Regions from separate parts of the Homo sapiens genome. Here region 2 is linked to region 1. A link is a loop called in an ENCODE intact Hi-C map of the cell type or tissue named here. Cell type or tissue: PC-9. All regions are shown on one strand. Each heading gives the region's core, and the rest is flanking DNA. Links, peaks and the distances in the headings are about the cores only. Region 1 overlaps STX8 (syntaxin 8). Region 2 has its middle 23 kb from the start of ALOX15B.

Region 1 (11,911 bases), core at 1,480-9,479:
AGACCAGCCTGGACAACATGGTCTCTACTCTCTACTAAATACATCTCTACTAAAAATACAAAAATTAGCCGGGCATGGTGGCACGCGCCTGTAATCCCAGCTACTCAGGAGGCTAAGGCCGGAGAATCGCTTGAACTCGGGAGGCGGAGGTTGCTGTGAGCCAAGATTGCGCCACTGCACTCCAGCCTGGCGACAGAGCGAGAGTCCGTGTCAAAAAAGTCAAAACATACCAATGTGTAACTCAAAAGTTCATACTCTCTCTCCCTTTCTGCCCCTCCAGTGCCTTTCTCCTCAAGTAACCAGGATTGGCTGTTTGGAGTTTCCCTTCCCCACATTTATCTATGCTTATACAACTATAAATTTACAAACATACATACCTAAAAAAAGTTTTCCTTTCCTATTTTTAAAGAAAACAGAACTGTACTATACATTTTCCTCTGTAATTTTACTTTTCTTCACTTAAATTTGGACATTCCTCCAAGTTGATGTGTCTGACAAATTCGTCAGTTGTATTCCACAATATAAATATGCAGGCATTTTTCCAGCCACTCCCCATTTGATGGACGTTGGGTTGTTTAGTTTTTTGCCATTACAACGAGTGCTGCAGTAAATATTCTTAAAGACCATGGCTTCTATTTCTTTAGCAATAGAGTCCTCAAAGTGGGGTTACTGGGACAAAAGGTATGAGTGTTAAAGATGTAATAGGTACCACCATGTCTTTTTCTTAAAAGTTGTGGCATTTACATTCCCTTCAGCAATCTGTGTGAGGGCCCCTTTCCTTAAACCTTAGCTGTCAGTGGGCGTTACAGAACTTGATGGATTTTGTTTTGTTGCTCTGATGGGTAAAAAATGGTATCTTCTTTTGAATTGCAGCCCTTAACTACTGGTATAGTTGTGACTTTTGGTATGGAAAATAAAAACATTCTTTGCCCCTGCATGTATTAATTTTAAGTCTTTAAAAAAATCATTTGAGAATTGAAAAAGAAGGAAAACTCCAGTTTCTGAATAAACGGGAAGAAGAAAGTAGAATTACCTAATCACGCTGTATTTTAGTTCATTATGTTAATTTTAATTTTAATTTTTTTGAGACAGGGTCTCGCTCTGTCACCCAGGCTGGAGTGCAGTGGTGAGATCACAGCTCACTGCAGCCTGCAACTCCTGGGCTCAAGTGATCCTCACAACTCAGCCTCTCAAGTAGCTGGGACCACAGGCACATGCCACCATGCCTGGCTAATATATTTTTATTTTGTAGAGACAGGGTCTCTCTCTGTTGCCCAGGCTGGATTCTAACTCCTGGGCTCAAGCAATCCTCCTGCCTCAGCCTCTTTTTTTTTTTTTTTTTTGAGACGGAGTCTCGCTCTGTCGCCCAGGCCGGACTGTGGACTGCAGTGGCGCAATCTCGGCTCACTGCAAGCTCCGCTTCCCGGGTTCACGCCATTCTCCTGCCTCAGCCTCCCGAGTAGCTGGGACTACAGGCGCCCGCCACCGCGCCCGGCTAATTTTTTGTATTTTTAGTAGAGACGGGGTTTCACCTTGTTAGCCAGGATGGTCTCGATCTCCTGACCTCATGATCCACCCGCCTCGGCCTCCCAAAATGCTGGGATTACAGATGTGTGAACTATGCTTGGCCTCATTACGTTACTTTTTTTTTGTTTTTGTTTTTTTGAGATGGAGTTTTGCTCTTGTTGCCCAGGGCAGAGTACAATGGCGTGATGTCAGCTCACCGCAACCTCCACCTCCCAGCGATTCTCCTGCCTCAGCCTCCCGAGTAGCTGGGATTACAGGCACGCACCACCACACCTGGCTAATTTTTGTATTTTTAGTAGAGACAGGGTTTCACCATGTTGGCCAGGCTGTTCTTGATTTCCTGACCTCTTGATCAGCCCATATCGGCCCCCCAAAGTGCTGGGATTACAGGCGTGAGCCTGTTAATTTTAAAAAATGTTTCCAACTTGTGTTTTCTTTAAGTAAAAATTTTTAAGAAATTAAAAAGCCTGTTCTTGTTTGTTGAAAATAAAAGTTATTTCTCCCTCTTTCTCTTCTCTGTTTACCGAGCAATTTTTGATATATTACAGTCACCCCTAAGCATACATGAGTGTTGGTTCCAGGACGTGCATGTAGGATGCATGTGGAGTGGCGGGTGGGGGCGGTCTTAGGCCTCAACGCTCCCATGTGTGTTTGACTTTTTTCTTTCTGATACGGTGTTATAACTCAAGCGATTACTTTTTTGGTTTACAAATGAGGAGACTGATTCTTAGAGAAGTCGTTGTGCCCATGGTGAATCAATGGAAGAGAGAGAACTAGAACCCAGGTCCTCTCATCCTTTGCCCTGGGTTTTGTCCCTTGGGCTTTGTCTCTCGTACTTTTGAAATCTTACCATGATTCCCTTTCAGGGGCCCTCATGTATTCCTTTCCCACTGGCTTTGAATACTTCGTCTTTCACACTTGCAGGGACAGTATTACCCTGTTCGTAGGGACAGTATTCCACCAGGTGTTCAAGTGTGGCATATTGCTAAGTTTGCCTTGTGTCATTCTGTGGAAGGAGCAAAGGATTTGGTATTAGACAACCAGGGTTTGAGTTTTAACTACACATCATTGTCAGGAAAATGAAGGTAACCATGATTCCTCAAACTGTTGTGAAGTTCAAATGAGATAAATCTATGTGGAGGCTCTTTGTAAACTGGAAAGTGTTCTATAGACATTAATGAACGATAGCACTCACCGTCTTAGCAGAAGGGAGTACAGAGATAGCAGGCCATGTGGGGATGTCTTTCTATCTTGCACAAAACAACTCTGGACCATACATGATAGTGTATAGTGAAATGCCACTTTGTGTGATATGAGCCATAAATGATCTGGGAGATTAGAAAATGGAGAAATCTGGGCCGGGCACGGTGGCTCACGCTTGTAATCCCAGCACTTTGGGAGGCTGAGGCGGGTAGATCATGAGGTCAGGAGATCGAGACCATCCTGGCTAACACGGTGAAACCCCGTCTCTACTAAAAATACAAAAAATTAGCTGGGTGTGGTGGCGGGCGCCTGTAGTCCCAGCTACTCAGGAGGCTGAGGCAGGAGAATGGTGTGAACCCAGGAGGTGGAGCTTGCAGTGAGCCGAGATCATGCCATTGCACTCCAGCCTGGGCAACGGAGTGAGACTCCGTCTCAAAAAAAAAAAAAGAAAAGAGAAAATGGAGAAATCAATGTGGGCAGTGGGGGGAGGCTGAGAAGACCATGTATTTATACCATGTGTTTTCTGTCTTGCGTACTTTCTTGAATCCTGCTTTTTCAAGGGTGGTAGTTTCTATACCAGTCTGCACATTGGTGCCCAGCTGATTGCATAAAAGTCACCTGAGGGAGCTTATACATTCCTGGGCCCTGCTCACAGAGGGAAAGGATGACATAGTTAAAAGCGTGGGTGTTGGCCAGGCGCAGTGGCTCACGCCTGTAATCCCAGTGCTTTGGGAGGTCAAGGTGGGTGGATCACTTGAGGTCAGGAGTTCGAAACCAGCTTGGGCAACATGGTGAAACCCCATCTCTACCCAAAATACAAAAAATTAGCCAGACATGGTGGTGCATGCCTGTAGTCCTAGCTACTAGGGAGGCTGAGGTGGGAGAATTGCTTGAGCCCAGGAGGCCGAGGTTGCAGTAAGTCAAGATTGTGCCACTGCACTCCAGCCTGGGTGACAGAGTGACACCCCATCTCAAAAAAAAAAAACAGAGTGAGACCCCATCTCAAACAAACAAAAACAAAACAAAACAAAACAAATCAAAATAGGTGTCCATCTTGATAATTTGCTTTCTTAGATATGAAGTAGATGAATTGGTGTAATAATAGCAAATCAAGGTTATTGAGGTGGAAGTGATGGCTATGTAGGCAGTCCTTGACTTTTGTATGTCTTGAATGGTATGCATTATTCATTGACACCCTTTGCCATGGTCTGAATAGTAGTGTCCTCCCAAGATTCATATGTTAGAACCTAATCTCCAGTGTGATAGTATTAAGAGGTGGGACCTTCGGGGAAGTAAGTCATGAGGACTCTGCCCTCAAGAATGGGATTAGTGCCCTTATAAAAAAAAGATTGAAGGGAGCTTCCTTGCCCCTTTGGACATATGAGAACATGTAGAAGGCACCACCCATGGAGCAGAGAAAAAGTCCTCACCAGACACCGTATCTGCTTATGCCATGCTCTTGGACTTCCTGGCCTCCAGAACTGTGAGCAGTAAATTTCTGTTGTTTATAAATTGCCCAGTCTGAGGTATTTGGTTATAGCAGCCTGAAAGGACTGAGACAGAAATTGATACCGCAAGTGGGTAGAAATTTGTACATCATGTGTTGTTTTTCCTCCTTGTGTATCTTCTTGAATCCTGTCTTTTTAGAACAGTAATTTCCATATCAGTCCGCACATTGGCACCCAACTGGTTGCATAAAAGTTACCCGAGGGAGCTTACACATTCCAGAGGGAAAAGATGCCAGAATTGAAAATGTGGGTGTCCATCTCAAAATTTGTTGTCTTTAGACATGAGTTAGATGAATTGGTATAATAAACAGTAAGGTCACTGAGGTGAAAAATGGACGATGTAGGTGGTCCTTGGCTTTTGTGCATCTTGAATGCATAAGCATTATTCATTGACACTCTTAAATGGCCTTTTAATGCCTAATTTGGATTTTTGTATATCAGCTGCCAAACACACATTTCTATTAATATTATTGATGGTGGCACTGCTTGCCAGCTGATAATTTTGTTTCACTGAACTCACATCTTTGTTCATAGAACAGTATTGATTTGCACAATTGGTTGAATATTTTATTGCATTTTACCTTTACTTTATAAAATGAGTGAGAATGGAAACAAGTACAGTAAAGTGAAAACAGTAATGTTGAGACAAAGATGGAAATCATTAGGTATGCCGAATGCCTAAAGCAAATGTAGATTGCTCATCTTGACTGGACACTCAACGGATTTATCATAACTGTGTTTGGTTGTGAAGAACCAACTGGAAGAAGATGGAGAGTTGTTATTGCAGATGGTGTCAAAAAGGCATGGCTCTAGGAACACCAACTCCCTCATATTATATAAGTTCTGTTGACTTTTGCGCATTTGTTTCTCTTTAAATATATATATGTGTGTGTGTGTATATATATATGTACATATATATTTAATTGACATATAAGTGTACATATTTATGGGGTACAGTGTGATTTTTTTTTTTTTTTTTGAGATGGAGTCTCGCTCTGTTGCCCAGGCTGGAGTGCAGTGGTGCAATCTCGGCTCACTGCAACCTCTGCCTCCTGGGTTCGAGTGATTCTCCTGCCTCAGCCTCCCAAGTAGCTGGGACTACAGGCACATGCCACCATGCCTGGCTAATTTTTTGTATTTTTAGTAGAGATGGGGTTTCACTGTGTTAGCCAGGATGGTCTCGATCTCTTGACCTTGTGATCCACCTGCCTCGGCCTCCCAAAGTGCTGGGATTACAGGTGAGAGCCACCGAGCCTGGCTTACAGTGTGATATTTTGATACATGTATATAATGTGTAATGATCAAATCAGGGTAATTAGCATACCCATAACCTCAAACCTGTATCATTTCTTTGTGTTGATAACATTCATAATCCTCTCTTCTAGCTATTCAAAAAACTGTAAATTATCATTTGCTGTATTCACCTTAGTATGCCACAGAACACCAGAACTCACTTCTGCCATCCAGCTGTTCCCTGTCTCCCTTAACCAACCTTTCCTTCCCCCAACCTCTTGCCCTTCCCAGCCTCTGGTAACCACTATCCTACTCACTGCTTGTATGATATCAACTTTTTTTTTTTGAGATGGAGTCTCGCTCTTTCGCCCAGGCTGGAGTGCAGTGGCGCGATCTCGGCTCACTGCAAGCTCCGCCTCCTGGGTTCACGCCATTCTCCTGCCTCAGCCTCCTGAGTAGCTGGGACTACAGGCACCCGCCACATGCCCAGATAATTTTTTTTTTTTTTTTTTTTTTGGATTTTTAGTAGAGACGGAGTTTCACCGTGTTAGCCTGGATGGTCTCTATCTCCTGACCTCGTGATCCACCTGCCTCAGCCTCCCAAAGTGCTGGGATTATAGGCGTGAGCCACCGTGCCCGGCCGATAGGAAACTTTTTTAAGCTTCCTCACAGGAGTGAGAACCAGTGCATTGTGTTTCTAAGCATGTTGCATGCATCATGTAATAGAGAAGCTGCCTGCAATAGTTGGCCCTCCTGGACTGTTGTAACTAAACTGTAACCAGCAGATGGCTCTCAGTCACCATAAATATGGTAGAGCAGCTCATTCATCTTTTACTTGGAATTCTTGTTTTTTGTGTATCACCCCTTTTTGCCCCTCTTCTACTTTTAAGGTACCATGATTTGCAAACATTTAAGGTACAGAAGTGTTCCTTTTGGTTTTGTTTTTTGCTTAAGATGGCCTGTGTGACTCTCAGGAGCAGTGCCCTGGGGTTTTGAAATTTGAGTTGGAGACCCAAAAAAATGATGGCCTTTTCTACCCTGTATTTCTATTCTTCTGTGAACTGTTTCATCAAGGTTTTCATTTAGTGTTAAAACTTTTTATTGGTAAATTTGGCAAGCAATGAATAGGAAAAAATAGGATTGCTTTTAAATTAGAACAATATTTGATTGTAATAGATTTTAAAGGTGCTATAGTGAAATTTCCTTGGATATTATGTAAGGAAGATATTTTCCTTGTTCTGATTCTTATTTGTTCTGGACTAATACTCAATGGAGATTATTCAATTTGAACAAAAAATATTTTGAGTATCAACTTTGCAGTCGGCACAATGTTAGGCATTTATTGTCCCTTGAGTATTAGCTCCATGAGGTCAGGTATTTATGTCTCTCTTGTTCACTTACAAGTCACTAGATTAGTGCCTGATACATAGAAGATATTCAGTGTTTGTCAGATGGATGGATGGATGGAAGGGTGGATGGGATACAGAAAAGAGTAGGACAGAGTATTGGACTGAAAGATGTTAACAGTTTAGTAAATATGGCTACAGATATTCCTACATAATCATGATCTCTTGAAGGACCAGTTTAACTCTGGGATTGTTATTAAGTGCTGTGTTGAAAATTGAAAGGTAATGAAAAAATTTCCTTTTCCTGAAGTCGTGTCAATTTCTTCAAGTCACATAGGTTTGGCAATCTTTATTCCCTATATCCAGTCTATTCATCAACACTTGTGGAATTTCCCTTGAGCCACTATGTTAATTGTCCCTTTCTCTCTGTTCCCTCTTGTCACTTCCCTTGTCCAGACTCCTGTTACCTCCCACCTAAATTACCACACTGGCCTTTTGGCCTGCCTCTCTGACTGCAGCCTCTCTTCCGTGTAATCCAGTCTGCGTATTGTTGCCAGACTTCGTCTCTAAAGAATTTCTGTCAAAGAATCTATTTCTAATTGAAATTTGAGCCTCTGTGCATCTTTATATTCACAGAAAGGAACTACCAAAAAAAGTTCTGAAAAAGGAATTACCCTTTTATATCATAGGAGTGTTTTCAAATCTATAGGCAAGTCTAGTTACGAAGCTTTGCAGACTCAGCTCACTCACACCCCAGAAATATCTTCCCTCATCCTAACTGCAAACCTCCCTGTGGTCTGTGAATGCCCAAACACTGATATTTTTTCCAGACAAAACAAACATTTTATATAGTCACTTTGACATCTTTTTGAAACGCTAAGAAAGGCTAAAGAAAGCTACTTCTTGGAATTCACTGCTATTTCAATTCTGTATTCAGTTGATAAGAACGCCCTTCCTATGAACTCTAACAAGCTTCAACTTCATTTGTCTGTAGAAAGACATGGATTGTCTGTGCACCCCCCCGATATTATCATAATTTAAATAATGTACATCATTTTCTTTGGGGGATGAAAATGAAATCATTTTATGTCTTTAGAAGTGATTGTGAAACTTTTTGGTTAAATCTTGATAAGACAAGATATCTAACGTATTTACTGATGTGGCATTTATTTGATAAGTTTCATTTATTTGAAAAGTTTCATCTTGAAATAATATGGATAGAAATCATTTATTAAAAAAATTCAAGTCTGTTCTAAGCTCAGAAGCATAGTATTTAGCATTTCCTTTCTTTAATTTCCTTTGCAGAGGAAAAATGCCTCTTACTTGTCATTTCCAAAAGTGAGGCTGAGCTACAAGGTGTTTTACTGACCAAATTCCCTTTCAAGTAATTCTCTCCATCTGCTCAAACAGTATCAGTCTTTGCTGCTGAAGTCTTGAAGGCAGGTAGCAGTTGATTAAGTTTTGCTTTGCTTGATTTTTAAAAAACATTTCAAGATAAAAATGTTAAATGCTTCTCTCATTTTGTTTTTAAGAAAGAGAGCTTAAAAACCTCAATGGTTTTCCTAGTTCTGGTTCATAAACATTTACTGAATGCTTATGCTCTGGCATATTCCGAGGCTCTGTGTTTTGGTCCTGGGGATATAAACATAACTGTCATGTGGCCTCTTCCCTCACAGAGCTCATAATTTAGGAAGGGAGACAGATGAGTAAATAACTAACTACAATCCCGCTTGATAAATGCCACGTTAGAGGTTGTGAACATAGCACCATGGGAATACCAGCGAGTGATTGATTCAAGGGAAGGGGGATGGGGCTAGGGATCAGGAAAGCCTAAGCAGCAGAATTGACATTTGAGTTGAACCTTAGGGGAATGAATAGAATTTTGCCAGATGGACAAAGGGGGTGGGGGTGGGGACACTCCAGACTCATGCAAAAACATGAGAGTGTGAAAGTTTTGCCTTTGTCTGAGCGGTGGGGAGCAGTCTGGAGGGCCGAAGTAGGGTGTGGAAGCGGGGATGTTGAGGAGATGATGTCGTAGAGAGATCGTAGCCATGTTGTAGCTTCTGGGGAGTCAGGGAAGTTTTTGAATAGGGAAGTGATAGGGTGAGATCTCTGTTTTAAGAACAATAATTCTTGCAGCAGAGTGTAGGATGATTTGAATGAGGGTAACTGGGGACAAGGAGACCGATCAGAAGGCTGTAACCATGTTGTACATGAGAGGTGATGGGTGTCTGAGCCAAGGCAGTACCAATGGGGAGGGCAGTCAGGGCTTGGATGTGAGAACCATCTCTGAGGGAGGCCTTGTTTGTTGATGAGATGTGGTTAGAAGGGAGACCAAAAAAAAAAAAATGGCTTGGATGACTTGGGAATACAGTGATGCTGCTCACCAAAATAGAGAGCGTACGAGAAGAAGCAGCTTATGGGGTGAGAGTCATGAATTTGATTTTGGATATGTTGAGTTTGGGGAGGAATACCCAGTTGGAGATTTTTAAATGAAAAGACACAAATGCAGATAAAGAACCTGTAGGGAGATATTATGGGTAGAGACAAATTTGTAAGTCTGTTTAGCACCGTGATTTTCAATCAGGTAAGGGGTGGGAGGACGTGCTTTGCCTGAATGTTTTTATATGTGGGGTTTCTTTTTAACTATTTGTGTGCTACTCCCCCCAAACCCTCCAGATTCTGGTATTGTCCTGCTAGGAAGGAGAGCACGTCCCTCCCCACCCCTAGTTCAGAATTCACCACCATAATGACTCAAGGGAATGTGTCTGATTTCATATGTGCTGGGCATAGAATGAATGTCTTTAAGCATTGCTAGCATTTATTCTTTTTTTTTTTTTTTTGAGACGGAGTCTCGCTCTGCCGCCCAGGCTGGAGTGCAGTGGCACGATCTCGGCTCCACTGTAACCTCTGCCTTCCGGGTTCAGGCGATTCTCCTGCCTCAGCCTCCCGAGTAGCTGGGATTGCAGGCGCCCACCACTACGCCCAGCTAATTTTTTGTATTTTTAGTAGAGACGGGGTTTCACCATGTTGGCCAGGCTGGTCTTGAACTCCTAACCTCGTGATCTACCCGCCTCGGCCTCCCAAAGTGCTGGGATTACAGGCATGAGCCACCACGCCTGGCTGCTAGCATCTGTTCCTACAGCCTGAAGCCCCTAGCACAGATAGACTTGCCCAGAGAAACACAATACCGTGAGAGGAGCAGATCTAAGTCGAATTCCCAAGGAACCCACATTTCAGAGGCAGATGGGGGAAGAGGTACCTGCAAATTATAGAGAAGGAGCTGTCAGTGGGAGAGAGTGGTGTGGAGGAAGCCAAGAGAGGAGAGGATTCATGGAAAGGGGGATAATAAGCTTAGCTGTGACACATGAGGCCTGGAAGAGGGGTCTGGTAAGGCCTGGAGGAGGGGTCTGGTAAGACCTGGGAAGAGTGTTTGGCAGTGAGGAGGCTGTGAGTGAGAAGATTTTGGTCGTGCAGGGGTAGAAGTTGGCTTGCAGTGGGTTGAGGAGTGAACGGGGGTCAGGAAGTGGAGTTGGTGAGCATAGGTTATTCTTCATGGAAGTTTGGCTGCAAATAGGAGAGAAAGTCATTGCTTGAGGATTTATAGGATGGAGAAGAACTAGTAGAAAGTTAAAATTATGAGATCCTGGGATAATAGGAGGATAAGTTATTAGAACAAATGGAGGGTCACTGTAGCTACCTACCTCGGAATTAATTCTAAATCTAGCCCCCCCAAATTTTGCCCACTCTCCACTCTTACATCACACATGTTTATGTGGTACACATTCCTGGTCCTGGAGACTCATTCGTGTTTTTGCCTTTTCTTGGAATGCCTTACCATCTCTTCCTTTCTTCACTAAACCTCACGCATTCTTCAAGGCTGCCTTAAGTCTCTTTGCCTTTTTTTTTTTTTTTTTTTTTTTACAATAGGGGTCTTGCTTTGTTGCCCAGGCTGGTCTTGAACTCTTGGGCTCAAACAGTCCTCCTGCCTTGGCCTTCCAAAGTGCTGGGATTACAGGTGTGAACTACTGTGCTCAACCTCCTTACCTTTATGAAACCTCTGAAGTGGTAGAAAGGAAATGCCTTGGGTTAAGAATCACAAGATGTGGGCTGAACCCTTAGCTCTGCCACTAGGTGGGTGGCCCTGAGGAAGCCACTGGATGTCTCTGCCTTAGTTTTCTTGTCAGTAATACCTGTGCTGACTTACACACAGGGCTGTGTGCGATTCACATGAGATAATGTTTGTGAAATGCCTTTGAAATCACAAAACATATTATAGCACCAATGTGTGATACTGTAATTTCCTGACAACTCTCCTTATTGATTTCATTCATTTATTTATGGGTTTTGCTGAAAAAATAATTAATTCCATGTTTTTCTTTCAGTGTCCATTATGCCAGCCATAATGTGATAAAGGATGGAGTGATAAGACCTAGTCCCTGCCCTTGTGGAGCTTATAGTCTAGCGTGGGAGACAGAAAACAAACAAATGCATAATGGCTGGTGACTTCAGTGCTATAAAGAAAAATTAAGCAAGATAAGGAGGAGTGGGGTGAAGGAGTGACAGAGACAGATGTTATTTTAGATGGAGGAGTCAGGGAAACCTCTCTGAGGAGACAACATTTGAGAGGAGATTGAAAAAATCTAATTCACAATTTGCAACAATAGGAAATCATCTTTTGCAGGATTAAAAAGAATATCTGCTTTCTCCCACCAAGATGAGTCTTCCCCACTTACTCCCCAATGTCACTAATAACAAGGGTATCATATCCTCAAGTGTTGGGCCAGAAAGAAGGTTGAAAACCATTGGCCCACTTAGTTTGCTTGTTTTATGGGTGAGAAAACCAGAGCTGAAGAGGTTTTTGGAATTGCCCAGGAGGGATACAAAGCTAGATGCTCTCTTATTTTAACTAGTGTGCTTCATGTTGGTGAGTTTCTCATTTCAATTTGATTATAAACTCCTTGAAAGCAAGAATTATGTTTTCATATTATTTTTCGTATTTTCCTAGTACCTAGAACAGTAATAATAGGCACCACCCCAAATGTTAAATTGAACATAAAACCAAATGAAAAGAGAATCGGGTGTACATCCAGG
Region 2 (11,911 bases), core at 2,596-10,595, 1.5 Mb after region 1:
GAGGCCTGAGAGGATGGCATGGTCCACCAGGTACAGAGAGCCCCTTTAGAGGAGGAGTGGAGGAGGAGGAGGGCTGAGCAGGCTTGGGTGAGGAAGGGGGAGTTATTATGAACCTGGGAGTATTTCACTTAAAGGAACTTCATTCTCTGGAGCCAGTGGGGTGTTCCAACTCAGAGCCACTTTGTGGTTCCAGAGAAAGAAGCCCCTCCCCTCTTCCCCCACCCAAGTATTGAAGGTGACTCTACTGTGGCCAGGCCCAAGCATCAGTGAGAGACAGTGAGAGAAGCGCGCCCCGCTGGAGGTCAGCACGAAATGCACCCTCCTGGGGTCGCAGCACACCCCATCCCAGTAGCCCAGGGAGGGGAGAGCAGCAGCTCTGGGGGGCACTCAGATTAGCTGCAGAGCATCCTCGGAAACCATGGCAACCAACGCATCACTATAGTTTCTGTGCTGGGAGGGCCTGTCAATGCATGGCTCCTGGCAAAGTAGCAGGAGAGAGCACATTCCTCACTCAGCCCTGCCCCTCAGCCCTCACCATCTCAGAACAATGCCCCTCCCTCCACTGGCGCCCGCTCAGCCTGCAGACTGGTCCCAGGGTCCAGCGCAGGGACCATCATGGCATCAGTGACCAGAAAATTCTTTGGGAGTCAGTGACAGCAGTGGATCAGGATGGAGTTGAGGTCATTCAGAAACTAGGAGGTGAAGGAGGCGAAAAAGGTGTCCTCATCCTCCTTCTAGTCTGAAATGCATACTCTGCAGAGGGTAGGCGTGGGGAGAGTCACCCTGGTCCTCTGCCTGCAGCATGGCCACCACTGTCAGACCCATCTCCAACTTCCCAGCATAGCCACTTCCTGATGCTGATGGCTGGGCTGGGCTTCCCTCCTCTCTAGCACAACGGGTTGGATGACTTTACTTTTCCAAGTGGTTTTCTTAGACAACAAAGGATCGCAGGTTTGGTTTCTGCCTGAGGAGTCATCTGAACTCCCTTGGCCCCACCCGTTTTGAGGGAAGCCTAACATGCTCTGTGATGTGCACTAAGACCTCACCTAGGATAAGTTGAATTTGAGAAAACTGGAATACTAAAGAATGCTGGATACCAGAACGGCCCGTCCTTCCGGGCTTCCGCTCAGAGAGGCCCTTTTGATTCCCTGCCAAAACTCACCAGTCCCGGGTCCCATTCTCCTGCTACTTTGTCACAAGGCAGTGTAGATGATTTGTTAAACCAGAGTGATCATTTAATAAGAGGTTGCATTGCTTTGGGGCGTGGCACTGGTGCTAGGGTTTCTGAACCAAGAGTTTGACCTGTATAGTTTAAATGCATCGTGCACCCAGCGGCAACAAGGATATTGGAGAGTGAGCACTACTGAATCTTCCAGCTTGGTTTGCTTGTTTGTTTATTTATTTATTTATTTATTCGGAGTTTCGCTCTTTCGCCCAGGCTGGAGTGAAGTGGCGCAATCTCGGCTCACTACAACCTCTGCCTCCCAGGTTCAAGCAACTCTCCTGCGTCAGACTCCTGAGTAGCTGAGATTACAGGTGCCTGCCACCATGCGTGGCTAATTTTTGTATTTTTAGTAGAGACGGGGTTTTGCTGTGTTGGTCAGGCTGGTCTCAAACTCCTGACCTCAGGTGATCCACCTGCCTCGGCCTCCTAAGCTTAGTTTCCTTCCTTCCTTCCTTTCTTTCTTCCTTTCTTTCTATAGTCTCTCTCTGTCGCCCAGGCTGGAGTGCAGTGGTGCGATCTCCGCTCACTGCTAGCTTTGCCTCCTGGGTTCATGCCATTCTCCTGCCTCAGCCTCCAGAGTAGCTGGGACTACAGGCACCCGCCACCACCCTGGCTAATTTTGTTTTTGTATTTTTAGTAGAGACAGGGTTTCACCATGTTAGCCAGGATGGTCTCGATCTCCTGACCTTGTGATCCTCCTCACCCTGCCTGGCCTGCCTCGGCCTTCCAAAGTGCTGGGATTACAGGCGGGAGCCACCATGCCCCACCCAAGCTTGATTTATTTTCAAGTCTGCATGCCTAGGCCCCCAAGCAAGCAGGCACAATTTTGGAAGGAAAAAGTCTTTCTGCTTCAGCCTTTTTTTCCCCTTAAATTGCTGAGGATATTCAAGGACAGGTGTTCCCAGTGTTGGGGACAGTTTGAAGAAGTAGGTATGAAGTGGGGTGTAGATCAGTACACAGACCCCAGTCCCCTGACTGAATTTCAGCTGCCTCAGGAGCTTGGCTTCCTGTGGGACCGAAGTCACGGGCATCCAGAGAGGGCAGAAAAGTAGCATTGGTGCTTGCCTTGGCAAAGAAGCAAAGTTGTTAGAACTTACTTTGGCCATTCTTTTGGAAGCCCTGATAGGTGAGAATGGCTGGGCAAACATGGGCAATTACCCCACGATGAGAGAGGACATGTTGGGTGGGGCATCCTCCCAGGGTCCTTCAGCCCTGACCTTCTTCCCACACAGAAGCCACTGCTGGGCTGGGCGTGGTGGCTCACCCCTGTAATCCCAACACTTTGGGAGGCTGAGGTGGGCAGATCAGGAGGTCAGGAGTTCGAGACCAGCCTGACCAACATGGTGAAACCCCGTCTCTCCTAAAAATACAAAAATTAGCCAGGTGTGGTAGTGGGTGCCTGTAGTCCCAGCTACTCAGGAGGCTGAGGCAGGAGAATCGCTTGAACCCAGGAGGCAGAGGTTGCAGTGAGCCGAGCACAATGGCAGGACGTGCACATTCTCAGGGCAGAAGTGAGCTTCTTCAAAGGACAGGTAGGAACTGGTGGCAGCACAGAACAAGTCCTGTGATTTCCAGAATGTTCTAATTTTGGCTTTCTGGTTCTCAGTCCCACAAGGTTGCCACCAAGGACCCTCTTGCCCTGCTGCAGCCACCTCGCCCTTCCTCCCTCACCCTGCGGACCTGACACCTTGGTGTGGGGAAGATGAAGGTACACTGATCCCTTTTCCAGACCCCTGGCTGCCCAGCAGTCCTGCAGTTTCAGGGCAGTGTTCCTGCAGAAACAAAGACAGAATGGCCCAGGCTGTGGAGGGGATCCAGGTGCAGAAAGGGAGATCTTAGCCCCCAGCCTCTCCCCTCCTCTCCCCAGACCTGGGGTGGGAGCATCTTTGAACCAGGGTGTTGGCCAGCCCCTGGCCTCTGCGTCTGCTTTGCCTCTTCCCCCAGGGATGGAGAAGCCCTGCCCACTCCACCTTCCCCCCACGGCAGACCCTGCTTCAGCACCTGCTTCAGCACCTGAGGTCGTCCCCATCCGTTCACTGAGCCCCAACTCAACAGCCCAGGCCAGAGGGGACCAAAGAGTAAAGTCGGTGGGAAGAGGAAAGAGAAGACATAGCTACACCCACCACCCCCAATACTGGGCCACGATGTTCTGCCCCCAACCCCTCTGCTTCACAGGCCTGTTCTCTTTCCACCAGCTTCTCCCTCTTCCACTCACTGATCCACCACTCAACTTCCCCACCTAATCCTCTTGTCAGAGCCGGTGCTCCCCTCCCCCACTTATCTTCCATCCTCCCCTCCCTGAGTATGGTTCCTCCCAACCATCCCACCTCCTCCTTCCCGTGCCCCTCATGTCACCTTTCTGCCTCCCCCCTCCCCACTGTGTCCACACCAGCCCCCCTCCCCTGACCCATGACCACCCTGGTCCCCCTCGCTCCCTCCATGCCCCTCCTGCAGCCCCGGCCCTGCCCTTTGCCTGCCCCCTCCAGCCACTGGTAAGGGGGAGCGGAGGGGGTCCCCAGCAGCCTCAGCTGGACCCAGCGGCAGACCCCGGAGTCTGGGCCGGACCTAGAGGGGGCGAGGCAGCGTGGCGGGGGGCGGGGGGCGGAGGGGGTAGGGGTGAGGTGGGGGAGGCGGGGAGGCCGGCGGGGGGAGGGGTGGCAGAGGGGAGGGGAGGCGGGGGACGCCTTGTGCAAACGCAGCAGCAGCACCTGGCCCGAGTCCTCAGGGAGCGTCACCTGGAGGTCTTCCTTTCGGGGGGCGGGGGAGTGGGCAGAGGGAGAAGGCATAGTAAAGAGTGGCTTATTACCTTTTGTTCCCCAGGACGCTTCCCCTTTCCACACTCTCATTCCGGAGGTCGCCATAAGCAACTTCCACAATTCTGGATGTTCCAGACCCACGACCGGACTAATTTTTGGTGGAGGGGGAGCAGTATCTTTATCTTCCCACTTTAATGGGTATGTTGATTCAAATCTTCTAACTAAAGTGGGGGGATTATATGGATCATTTCTATATTCGATCATAAAGGAGTCCCCAGCGCACCCAGCGTTTTGTCCGGTGCAATTTCTAGCAAAAGATTCCTTAGGAGCCCAGTCTATAATGACCCCATGAGAACCATTTCGCAAAACTACCGCATTATCTGCCACACAAACCTCCCAAGTAAGAATTTCTCATTTTTCTGACCATTCTGGATTCCTTTTAGGGCAAGCCAATCCCTTAGGCTTGCAATTTTGGACTTTTATATTTGACTGATAATAACTATCCCCTTAAGTTTTTACAGTCCTGATGGGTTGAAAAGACATTCCACTCACTACGTGATAACTAGGTTGAGAACGATTATGAGGAGGTACGTAGACCATCCAACTTTGTATTTGTAATGGCAAACATCCAGGAGCAATTCCTAAACAAACTGGAGGGTATTTATACCCAATTATCCCATTCATTAACATGCCCTCCTCCTCAGGCTATGCAGGACAGCTATCATAAGTCGGCCCAGGCATCCAGATACTACCATTTGTATAAACTTCAGTAGGGGAGTCCATCCAAGTGACAGGTCTAATCAAAGGAGGAAATGGAACATAAGCCCAGTAGTAAAATTTTGCTTAGCTGAAACAGCAGAGAGACTTACCGCCGTGGTGATTACCATCAAGGCAGCCAAGATCATATTACCCGGTGTAATCGCTAGTTGTTTCTCCTTTAGGGTGTCCTCTGCCAATTGAGTCAGCTTCTTTATCTGTCCCCATGTCAGTGGTGTAGCCTAGCGAGTCTTCTCCGTCTTCTGTTTTTTCTCCGAGACGCTCAGCTTCACCATTTTCCTCAGCTCCCGAAAAGACAGGTCGAAGGGACCGGTCTTCTTTCTCTTTTGATTCTTTCCTTTTTTCTGACCGGTCGGTGTAGGGTTCATTGTAGAATTTTAAATGTCTATTGGGTATCCAAATGAGTGTTTGATTGTCTCTTGGTGAAACACAAGGAAAACCCCTCCCCCAAGTAATACTTTTTCTTAATTTCCAAGTTTTGGTTCTGGTATCCTTCCACCAGACCATTTTTCCTTTCTGTGGCACACCCATGACTGCAAAACAAGATAATAAATGTCGTTTTACGTGAGCTGTGCTTTCTCCAGTTTGGCGTGTAGCCCAGATAAACCGAGAAAAAGTATTAACAGTAACATGTACGAAAGAAAGTTTTCCGAATGATGGGACATGAGTCATGTCCATTTGCCACACTGCATTTGGTTGAAGCCCCCTAGGGTTACCTTCAGGTTTTTGGGTGGGTAGCTGTAGCACTTGGCACTGAGGATGTTGTACTATATTTTTAGCTTGTTTCCAGGTAAATGAATATTTATTTTTTAATCCAGCAGCATTTACATGAATTAGGGAATGGAAGTTTTGAGCTTTTGTTCGCGTCTGTGTGAAGAGACCACCAAACAGGCTTTGTGTGAGCAACAAGGCTGTTTATTTCACCTGGGTGCAGGTGGGCTGAGTCCGAAAAGAGAGTCAGCGAAGGGAGATAGGGGTGGGGCCCTTTTATAGGATTTGGGTAGGTAGTGGAAAATTACAGTCAAAGGGGGTTGTTCTCTGGCGGGCAGGGGCGGGGGTTGCAAGGTGCTCAGTAGGGGAGCTTCTGAGCCAGGAGAAGGAATTTCACAAGGTAATGTCATCAGTTAAGGCAGAAACCAGCCATTTTCACGTCTTTTGTGATTCTTCAGTTGCTTCAGGGCATCTGGATGTATACGTGCAGGTCATAGGGGATATGATGGCTTAGCTTGGGCTCAGAGGCCGGACACTGTTAGAACAGGCGTCACTAATAAATTTGCTTGATTATTTAATAGGGTTAAAGGTCCTGGTAAGTTTGTGTGAGCCTAAATATGTGTAATATAAAAGGGAAAATTTTGAGTCCTAACTGCTTGTTGAAGTGAACTAAACAAGAAATTTAACTGATCATCAGAAATATGTTTTACTAAAGCTGTTTTTACCATTTTGGCAGCTTGGAATACGTAAGCAGAGTCAGAGATTATATTAACAGGTTGATTACAATCTTCCAATACAGATATAACTGCTTGTAGCTCAGCTCTTTGTGCAGAATGAAACTGAGTTTGAATAATCTTTTCTTCCGGTCCTGTATAAGCTGCTTTTCCATTCTGAGAGCCATCAGTAAAGATAGTTACGGCTCCCTCCAAAGGAATGGAACTAGTTATTTTGGGTAAAATTTAGGTAGTCAATTTTTAGGAACTGAAACATTTTAGTTTTAGGGTAATGAATATCTATACTGCCAACAAAATCAGCCAGATTTGACTGCCATTCTGACGAATTAATAAAGGCTTGTCGAACCTGTGCTTTGTTTAAAGGAACTACATTTTTATCTCGATCGGTGCCAATGAGTCTGACTATTCTCAGTTGTATTTGGCCTATAAGAATAGCTATTTGATCTAAATAAATTGAGAAAGTTCTAGTCGTACTGTGCGTTAAAAAGGACAATTTAACTAAGTCAACATTTTGAACAATCACTCCTATAGGAGAATGGAGAGTAGGGAACACTAAGAGCTGTAATGGAACACTAGGATCTCTTCTACGGACTTGAGCACTTTGAATTTTTTCCTCAATCATTTGTAACTCTTCAGCTGCAGCAGGCATCAGAGTTCTTTTGCTACATGAATTTGGATCCCATCTCAGCAAAGCAAACAGTTTAGACATTGCTTAGGTGGGAATTCCTAAAGTAGGTCTTATCCAATTAACGTCCCCTAATAATTTTTGGAAATCATTTAAGGTTTTTAAGGACTCTTTACGAATTTCCTCCTTTTGAGGCTTTACTGTTTTCTCCTGTACCCTCATTCCCAGGTAATGATAGGGTGTAGTATGGATTTTATCTGGTGCTATAGCGAGACCTGTAAGTCCCACCACTTCTTGTAGCCTAGCAAAACACTCAATCCGTCTGTCCCTGCTTGCAGCAGCACATAAAATGTCATCAACATAATGAATAATATAGCAATCAGGAAACTGATCCCTGACAAGCTGAATAACCTTTCCAACAAAAGTTTGACTATTTAACATTCCTTGGGGTACAACTTTCCATCGATATATAGTAGCTGGTTCCTTGTTATTCATGGCAGGTATTGTAAATGCAAATTTCTCAAAATCCTGAGGAGCCAAAGGAATAGTAAAAAACACAATCTTTTAGATCAATTATTACCATCGGCCATTCTTTTGGGATCATGGCCGGAGATGGCAACCCTGGTTGGAGAGCTCCCATCGGTTGAATGGCTGCGTTAACCGCTCATAAGTCGGTCAATATGCGCCATCTAGCGAATTTTTTCTGAATTACAAAAACTGGGGCGTTCCATGGTGAAAAAGATGGTTCAATATGTCCTTTGTCTAATTGTTCTTTTGCCAATGAATGTAATGCCTCCAGTTTTTGTTGAGGAAGCGGCCACTGATCAACCCAAACAGGTTTTGGAGTTTTCCGTTTTAATGCAATGGGCTTTGGAGGCTCAACAGTGGCCGCACCTAAGAAGGATATCCAATTCCTCTTCGGTCAAATTTAACTGAGACCTCAATCGGCTGGGTTATTCCGTCCTCATTTTTTTCCTAATCCTTTCCCAGGAATATATCCCATTTTGGTCATCATTCTTTGGCTCTCAGGACTGTAAATTGCAGGGGGAATGGTGATTTCTGTACCCCATTGCTGTAACAAATCTCTCCCCTACAAATTAATGGGAATGAAAGTAATCATAGGTTGGATGGTGACTTCCTGCCCATCTGGTCTTAAACGATGTAAAATTGTAGCACTTTGATAGACTTCAGATGCTGTGCCTACTCCAATCAAGCCCATAGAAGCCTTTTGTCGGGGCCACGCTTTTGGCCACTGATTTAGAGCTATAATTGAAATATTAGCACCTGTGTCTACCAGTCCTTCAAACTGTTTTCCCTGAATCATTGTGCACACAGGTCTGTTTTTAGAAGCTTGATTTACTCAATAGGCTGCTTTTCCTTCACTGTCAGTACTGCCAAAACCACTTTCTCTTTTTACTGTACTTTTTTCTACTATTACATAAGGTAATAACAACAGCTGAGCAATTCTATCTCCTGGGTTTGCACTCCAAGGAATACTGGAACTAATAACCAATTGAATTTCTCCCACAAAATCTGAATCAATCAGCCCAGTATGAATCTGAACTCCTTTTAAGTTTAGACTAGATGTTCCTAAAACAAGTCCAACTGTCCATCAGGTAAAGGGCCAAATACTCCAGTGGGGACTTTTTGAGGGGATTTCCCTGGAAGCAGAGAGATAGCTTTTGGGAAACATAAATCTAAGCCTGTACTCCCTGCTGTAGCTGGCGCCAATTGTGTTACTGTGGTGGTTGGGCAAGAGACAATGATGGTGGTTGGACTAGAGGCAATGACCGACTGAGGGACCAACTGCTGGAGTGAGAATGCCCCCGTTTGGAGCGGGGCCTGAGGCTGGCCCCTCTTCCTGTTTCCCGACTGCGGTTGTAACGGTTGGCCATTTTTGTCAAATTTGAAGTGACACTGATTAGCCCAATGTTTACCCTTCTGGCACCTGGGACATAAGCCAGGTGGTTCTTTTATTTGATTATATCTTGCCTGTTTGTTCGATTTGTTCTTACGTTCCTTTTTTGTGTGTCCAAATTGCCCACAATTGTAACAATTGCCTGAAAAGTTTTTAATTGGACCTCCCACTTTTAACTCTGTCGTGGCTTGAACCATTATCATAGCCTTATGCATGATTCCACCAACTCCATTACATGCCCTGATATATTCATTAATCACATCAACTCCCACCGGAACCTTTCCTTTCACTGGGTGAATAGCTGACTGGCATTCAGGGTTAGTATTCTCACAAGCCAATAATTCTACAATCACCTTCCTGGCACTTTCTTTCTTTCTTTCTTTTTTTTTTTTTTTTTTTGAGGCGGAGTTTCGCTCTTGTTACCCAGGCTGGAGTGCAGTGGCGTGATCTCGGCTCACCGCAACCTCCGCCTCCTGGGTTCAAGCAATTCTCCTGCCTCAGCCTCCTGAGTAGCTGGGATTACAGACATGTGCCATCACGCCCGGCTAATTTTTATATTTTTAGTAGAGACGGGGTTTCTCCATGTTGGTCAGGCTGGTCTCCAACTCCCGACCTCAGGTGATCCGCCCACCTCGGCCTCCCAAAGTGCTGGGATTACAGGCATGAGCCACCGCACCCGGCCTTCCTGGCACTTTCATCAGTGAGAGCCTTCTGTGCTGCGTCTTGAAGGCGAGCAATGAAATCAGGATATGGTTCCTTTGAGCCTTGTCTAATAGAATTAAAAGACTGATAAGTAGTTCCCAGATCCTGAATTTTCTCCCATGCCCTCAAACAGCAATTGCGAATTTGTTCAATGGCATCATCTCGAAGTCCTGATGGTTGTTTACAGTTCCCCATTGACCCCCTATTCCTAGAAGTTGTTCAAATGTAATGGCAATAGCAGGATTAGCAGCACGGTTTTTTCGATCTTGATTTTGAGCCTCGTCGGTCCACCAAGTCTTAAACTGAAGAAATTGGGAGGGCGAAAGTGTAACTTTCGTTAAAATCTCCCAATCACACGGAGTCAATAGCTTATTCTGAGCCACAGATTGCAATAGCGATCGGATGAAAGGCGAATTGGGACCATACTGACCAACAGCTGCTTTAAGATCTTTGAGCAGCTTAAAAGAAAATGGTTCCCATACCGCTTGATGGGCTCCACCTTGCTGTCGTGGGGGTTGCAAAACTACTGCAAACTGCCAGGCATCAAGATCTCCGGCTAATCTAGCCTGCCGAATAGTAAACTGTAATGGCGATTCATTAACATTAGATGGCAGTGCAGCCTTATGTTGTACTGGTGCTACACCATGCGCTCGTGGTTCCTGAGGCCACAATTCATTCATTCGTGAAACAGGGCAAATTTGAGATTCAGACCTCCAAGGCTCCAAGCTACATTGCTTTATTGGAGGCGGCCACTCCGGATGATCCCAATGAGGAGCCGACTGCTCCTCAAGGCCCTTCTTTGTTTTAAACATCTTGGCATATATGGCTTCTCTATTTTAGGAGCAGCTGAAGGTCCCACGTGCTCCTCAAAAGAAATTAACTCATCTCCAGGTTTGTCTGTATTTTCCTCAAAATCTTCTTCACTATCCTCTCCTCCTTCAGCAGCATCACCACCTTCCTCTGCAGAAATTCTTTCTGCTGGAGGATAAGCCTCATTTTCCGATTGAAACGGTTCCGAGGCTGCTTTAACTATAGCCCAGTTTGACCAGGCTGTTAGGGGGATAAATTTTCCTTCCTTACAAACTTGTTTTAAGGCAATTCCCACCTGTTCCCAATCTTTGAAGTCCATGGTACCATGTTCAGGAAACCAAGGACGATATTGCTCTACTGTTGGAAACAGAGTAATCAAATTTTCTGTGCTAGCCTTAATTCCTGCCCTCTTTAAGAGGAGCTTAATAAAATGTAAATATGCAGAATGTTTACTTTTGGATTGTCCCATGGTGTCCCTGGAATGCTCCGAGTGCACAAGCTTACCGCAAGGCCGACCACACGTTCTCGGGAGTTCCTGGACAGACCGTTCTTCACAACGACCACGCTCAGGTGTAACTTCACCTGGGTTCAAGGAGACCGTGTTGGGTGCCAAAGATGTAGGGGAACCTGCCTGATACACCACCCGCAGGCTCTCCCCTTCCCGGTGGAGACGAGGGAATGAGAAAAGAAATAAAGACAAAGACACAAAGTTTAAGAGTTAACAAAAGTGGGTCCAAGGATCCATCGCAACGTGGAGATTGCAAAGGCCAGGAGCTCTGGGTTCCACTGATATTTATTGAGTACAGTTCCTTTGATCCTATAGGCTGAGGGTGGGCTGATGGTGAGGTGATCATTGGGTGAGCATAGGGAGAGGTGGCGGAGCCTGCTGTGTCGGTCATTAGCCAGTTAATACTATTTACTGTTCCACTACGTAAGCTAATACTCTATGTTTAACTTACAGATAATCATCAGAGTCCAACTAAGCGGCTAATAGAACAGAACAGGACGTGAAAGCAAACAGCCCTTCAAACCCACAGGCCTGTACATCAAAGGAGTGGTCAACGCCTGAGCACCGTCAGCAGAGCAGCTGCTTTGCCTCTGGGAACATGCGGGAGATAGGAGGCTTCCTCCTTAACCCTACTGCAGAGGACTTCTCCTCTTTTACCAGCAGCCTCCTGCAGTACCCTCCCGGGTAATGGAGCAGGGGTCGCTTCCCTTCCCATGAGACCTTTGTTCAGGCACTCAAGTGGAAGGTTGAGCAATAAGCCAACTTTCTTGCTCAGAGGCTCCGCAGACTTCCTGTGGTTGTTTGTTCCACTCTGTGGTCAGTCAAGCAAGCTCACCGCCTGATTCTCTTATTGTTGTACTAAGCACAAGCTATTATACTTATGATTCATAATCATATTAGTAAAGCACTATTCTAAAGCATATACTATTAATCTTTAAATGGGCACAGTGTAGGCTGGTCCTCAACCACCTGGGCCCACATCCAAGCCCCCTATTTCAACCCACACATCCCTCTCCATTTCTGCCACTTTTGTCTCTGTCCCAGGCTTCAGCACCTTCTTAGGTCAGTGGGGGATGCGGGTGGGGACAGAAGAGTCTGTTTCTCATTCCCTGGGGTAGTGAGCAAAGGCACCCCTGGGATGTCCA

What was found. Hi-C counts contacts between places; a loop is a spot of excess contacts. Peaks named below come from ENCODE experiments on the same cell type or tissue, not always from the same donor. Only the 100,000 strongest peaks of a DNase experiment are listed, where the experiment ranks them.
Region 2: it touches region 1 in a loop (9-fold over the local background); 3 of 110 quality-filtered maps call a loop at or near these places.

The regions. Positions count from the first base shown.
Region 1 is chr17:9,516,618-9,528,528 of GRCh38, reverse strand. The region is part of intron 4 of STX8 (syntaxin 8); the gene reads left to right. Among named protein-coding and RNA genes, the nearest start is that of STX8, 53 kb to the left of the region's middle. In PC-9, for the core only: a CTCF peak has its summit at 6,299 (motif pointing right); no DNase peak of the experiment used is centred there.
Region 2 is chr17:8,056,000-8,067,910 of GRCh38, reverse strand. No RefSeq gene overlaps it. Among named protein-coding and RNA genes, the nearest start is that of ALOX15B, 23 kb to the right of the region's middle. RefSeq lists enhancers at 3,063-3,564, 10,164-10,233, 9,717-10,234. In PC-9, for the core only: CTCF peaks have their summits at 7,503 and 10,064 (motif pointing right); a DNase peak (open chromatin) is centred at 10,040; H3K27me3 peaks cover 1,349 bases.